Regions from separate parts of the Homo sapiens genome. Here region 2 is linked to region 1. Evidence: read pairs that join two places in POLR2A ChIA-PET (ENCODE). Cell type or tissue: PC-9. All regions are shown on one strand. Region 1 overlaps DNAAF1 (dynein axonemal assembly factor 1). Region 2 overlaps LOC105371376 (a long non-coding RNA gene).

Region 1 (2,500 bases):
CAAAAACTAGCCAGGCATGGTGGTGCACACCTGCAGTCCCAGCTACTCAGGAGGCTGAGAGGTGGGAGGGTTGCTTGGTGACAGAGCAAAACGCTGTCCCCCACAAAAAAAAAAAAAAGTCTATTAATTTTTTAAAAATCAGCAAAGAAACTGAACAGGCATTTATCCAAAGAAGATATAAAAACTGCCAATAAGTACATGAAACGTGCTCAACATCATTATCTACCAGGGAAAAGCAGATGGAAACCACAATGAGACACCACTGCATACCATCCAGAGGACTAGAAATAAAAAGACAGGGCTGGGTGCGGTGGCTCACACCTGTAATCCTAGCACTTTGGGAGGCCGAGGTGGGTGGATCATGAGGTCAAGAGATTGAGACCATCCTGGCCAACATGGTGAAACCCTGTCTCTACTAAAAATAGAAAAATTAGCTGGGTGTGGTGGCAGATGCCTGTAATCCCAGCTACTAGGGAGGCTGAGGCAGGAGAATTGCTTGAACCTGGGAGACAGAGGTTGCAGTGAGCTCAGATCTCACCACTGCACTCCTGCCTGGGCGACAGGGCAAGACTCCATCTTAAAAAAAAAAAAAAAGAAAAAGAGAGAGAGAGAGGAAAAAAAAGACAGGCAACCCGAAGTGTTGGTGAGGATACGGGAAAATTGGAACCTTCCTACACTGCTGATGGGGATGTAAAATGGTGCAGCTGCTTTGGAAAACCATGTGGTGTCTCCTCAAAAATTAAATGTAAAGTCCCTGTATGACCCAGAAATTTCACTCCTAGATACATACCCAGGAGAAGACAACAGCTGTCCACACAAAAACTTCATTATTCACAACAGGCAAAAAGTGAAAACAACCCTAATTTCTGAAAGTTGATGGACAAATACAATGTAGTGTATCAAAATGCAGTATCATTTGGCAATAAAAAGGAATGAAGTACTGGATGGAACACGCTGCATCGCAGATGAACCTTGACAACAGGATGCTGAGTGAAAGAAACACAGGGCCACATGGTGAGTGACTCCATTTATATGAAATGTCCAGAACGAGCAAATCAACAGAGAGGGAAAGCAGAGGAGTGGCTGCCAGGGCCTTCAGGGAGCGAGAAATAGGGGGTTGGCTGCTAATGGGGATGGTATTTCTTTTTTTTTTGTTTTTTTGAGACAGTCTCCCACTGTCACCCAGGCTGGAGTGCAGTGGCGTGATCTTGGCTCACTACAACCTCCGCCTCCCGGGTTCAAGCGATTCTCTTGCCTCAGCCTCCCAAGTAGCTGGGACTACAGGCGCCCGCCACCACACCCAGCTAATTTTTGTATTTTTAGTAGAGATGAGGTTTCACCGTGTTGGCCAGGATGGTCTCAATCTCTTGACCTGGTGATCTGCCCGCCCCCGCCTCCCAAAGTGCTGGGATTATAGGTGTGAGCCACCATGCCCATCCAGTATTTCCTTTTTAGGGTGATGAGAATGTTCTAAAATTGATTGTGGTGATGGTTGCACAACTCTGTGAATATACTCAAAGCCATTGCATTGTACACTTTGTTTTTTATTTTTATTTATTTATTTTTTTTTGAGAGGGAGTCTCCTGACCTCAAGTGATCCACCCACCTCAGCCTCCCAAAGTGCTGGGATTACAGCCGTGAGCCACCACATCCAGCCACATTGTACACTTTAAATACGTAAACTGTATGGTATGTGAATTATGCCTCAACAAAGTTGTTATTTGAAAAACAAAGTCTGGTGGTTTAAAAACAGGAGGCTTACCTTAAGAGAGAAGAAGCAGATCCCTGCTGTAAAATCAAAGGTACAGGTGTTTGGAAATAGTCAGACAGGGTGTTGCAAAGTATACTATAGCAGAGAAAGACCACGAGTCACTGAGACAGAATATGCCAAGGAGAATAAACCATGTTCCAGTCCATTTACCACACAGTAAGAAATCCTCAGACCCTTTGATCTCAGAGCAGACAGCCAGCAAAGGCCTATCTGTTGCCTGCTACATGCCAGTCACCATTCTAGAGGCTGGGGACCCAGCAGTGAATGTAAGAGCTGATCTCTGTTAGAGGAGCCCTTTTAGTCGGGGAAGACAGACCCTAAACAAAGAAATGAGTATATGTCAGAGACTCATGTGTCCTAAAAGGAAATCAAATCAGGCCGAAGAGACATCAAGTGGAGAAGGTACTATTTAGATAGGTCATGGAGAGTGCTCTAATAAAACGACAGATGAGCAGATACCTGCTGCATCCTAGATGACAGCAAGTGCCCAGTGTCAAACAATTAGTCAGTGGCTGGATTAAGATTCAATGCCAGGGGTGTGGTGGCTCATGCCTGTGAGGCTTTCGGAGCCTCAGAGCTTTGGGAGGCCAACGCAGGAGGATCACTTGAGGCCAGAAATTTGAGACTGGCCTTGACAACATAGTGAGACCCCCATCTCTACAAAAAACTTAAAAATTAGCTGGGTTTGGTGGTGCACGCCTGTAATCTCAGTTACTTGGGAGGCTTGTG
Region 2 (2,500 bases), 480 kb before region 1:
TTCCTTTCTCTCTCCTTCCTTCTTTCCTTCCTTCCTTCTTTCCTTCCTTCCCTTCTTCCTTCCTTCCTTCTTTCCTCTTTCTTTTCCTTCCTTCCTTCGTTTCTTTCTTTCTTTCTTTCTCTCTCTCTCTCTCTCTTTCTTTCTTTCTTTCTTTCTTTCTTTCTTTCTTTCTTTCTTTCTTTCTTTCTTTCTTTCTTTCTTCCTTTCTTTCCTGGGTGGAACAATTGCCACTGTCACCAAAGACGACCACTCCAGGCTTAGGTTATCTCCATCCTCAATACCTCTGTGCAGAAACAAATGTCACAGAAGAGTACCCAGTGAAAGAGGCACACCATCTGGAAGCCCAGAATAGCAAAAACATGGGGCGGGGCCTGGGCAAGTTAGGCCTAGTTTGATCATAATTCATGCACAGGCCCTGTGCTAACTGCTCTGCTCCCTCCCCTGTCTAATCCTCACAGTAACCTATGGTCAATGCTATTGTTCTCCCCACTTTACAGATGAGGAAACTGAGGTTCTGAATGATTAGATGACTCACCCGATATCACACAGCTGGTAAGCACGTGAACCAGGATGAGAAACCCAGGCTATCTATGCCAGTGCCCAGTTAACCAGTTCACCAGAACACCAGAAGCCGCCCCCAGGGCTGCAAGCTGACCATGCCTGGGACACAGGAGGTTGCAGTGGTGAAGATCAACAGGCGGGGCGAGGAGCATCTCCGTCTCCCTCTGAAGACCATTTGGAAGAGGGTGTGAGAGCTGCCGCCAGGCTTTCCCAGAGAACAGCTGGGCCTGGAAGGGGCGGTCCAGGTCCCATAATAACTGCTACCTGCTGCTGCAGCAATTTTCCCTGCTGGGTGTTTCCAAGTCCGAGTCTCCTGGGGGAGGAGGCTGGGAGGAGGAGGAGGAGGAGGGCTGATTCTCTAAACTCCCCCTGCTTCTCACCAAAGGTCTGTCCTTGGCCCAGCTTCCCTTCCGAAGGTTGAGTAATCTCAAAAAATTGCAGCCTGGCATGAAAGAGCAGGCCTGCAGGCCAAGCCAGATCACGTCCGCACGCGGGATGCTTGGCCCACATGCTCCTGTACACTTGTAACTGTTAAACCAGAGGACAAGAAGCAACAGATGTCCTCAGATCACCAAACCAGCAAATGCGCAGAGCCATGGTGGGCGTCTGGCCCCAGTGCTTGGGTGGCCCCTAACATCAGATTAAGGAAAAAAGACCTCTCCTCAGCTGGAACGTCCCACTTCCTCCTCCCTCCTCCTCACCAGTATTTTTCTCTCTGCTTTGCCTGGATTGGAGTCCTGACCTGGCTACTCCCAGCTGTGTGAACTGGGCCAGCAACTTAGCTCCGTTGTGCCTCAGTTTCTCCATCTCTAAATGAAGCGCTTATTCCTCTCTCATGGAGCCGTCGTGAGAATTACGTGAATGAATACAGGCTGACTACTTTGAACAGTGCCTGGTACGTAAAGCCCTGTACACTGTAGCTTTTGCTGATGGTGGTAGACACTCTGCTATTTAGAGAGGTGTTCTTTCTCTCGAGGCTTTGATTCCTGCTAAAACAGAAATCATTTGGAAATGGACACTTTTTCTGCCATTTAGAGAGGTATTCTTTGTCTTGAGCCTTTGATTCCTGTTAAAATAGAAATGATTCAAAAATGAATACCTTTTCGTAGTCATTTATACCATAGCGTTCATCAGGTTCAGGCACTTTTTAGAGATCATGTTTGATTGGAATGAAAGGAAGACACCAGCCCCCCAGACAGAGTGATGGAGAAGGAGGGAGGGAAACAGGTAGGAGGCTTCCTGTGCATCACAGTTTTGCCTGAGCTGACTCTTGTCGTGGGGTCTGTTGGGTCAGAATTACTCTCAAACAGAATGGTCACTGAGGTCCCCAGCCAGGCTGGCATTGCCCACAACCTGTTCCTCCAAGGCACGCTGGACCTGATTGCATGTCTCTCTGACAACTATAGAAATGAAGTGGCTCAGGGACTTAGGATTTCAAGGTTGCAAACCTGGCTGGACCCCAGGCTCAGCAGGTAACCCTGTGTGAGCCTCGTTTCCTTTGGACCCGTCAAATCTCTCATATATAAAACAAAGCAACTCAGATCAAAGCCCTCCCAGCATTGTTGCCGCAGGAAGGGCACACACGCAGCTGCTTGCAACTTGCTGGTTACTTGCTGCCACTGCCAGTCACACACACACATCTCTGTATCCTGGAAACTTTTCTGTTTTGCTCTGAGATAGTAAGTTACGTACAACTCTGGGCCTCAGTTTCCTCATCTGCAAAATGAGAGTTAATCTATTTGCCAGCAAATACTTATTGAGTGTCTGCCATGTGCTAGGTACTATTTTAGGTGCTGACAACACAGCATTAATAGTGCAGATTAGAAAATTATGTTCCTCATGGTGCTGACCTTCTAAAGGAGGAATAATAATAGCATTCCTCTCCTAGGGTTAGTTTAAGGATTAAATGAGATAGAGCAGGAAAAGCATTTAACATGGT

What was found. ChIA-PET counts read pairs that join two places held together with the same protein. Peaks named below come from ENCODE experiments on the same cell type or tissue, not always from the same donor. Only the 100,000 strongest peaks of a DNase experiment are listed, where the experiment ranks them.
Region 2: POLR2A ChIA-PET joins it to region 1 with 13 read pairs; 2 of 35 experiments call an interaction of 5 or more read pairs at or near these places.

What each region holds. Positions count from the first base shown.
Region 1 is chr16:84,161,478-84,163,977 of GRCh38, reverse strand. All of the region lies in intron 6 of DNAAF1 (dynein axonemal assembly factor 1), which reads right to left. Among named protein-coding and RNA genes, the nearest start is that of DNAAF1, 17 kb to the right of the region's middle. In PC-9, no CTCF peak of the experiment used is centred here; no DNase peak of the experiment used is centred here.
Region 2 is chr16:84,641,806-84,644,305 of GRCh38, reverse strand. LOC105371376 (a long non-coding RNA gene) reads left to right here. Exons shown (of 4, transcript XR_933817.2): 4 at 498-1,657. Among named protein-coding and RNA genes, the nearest start is that of KLHL36, 5.5 kb to the left of the region's middle. In PC-9, no CTCF peak of the experiment used is centred here; a DNase peak (open chromatin) is centred at 955; H3K27ac peaks cover 605 bases.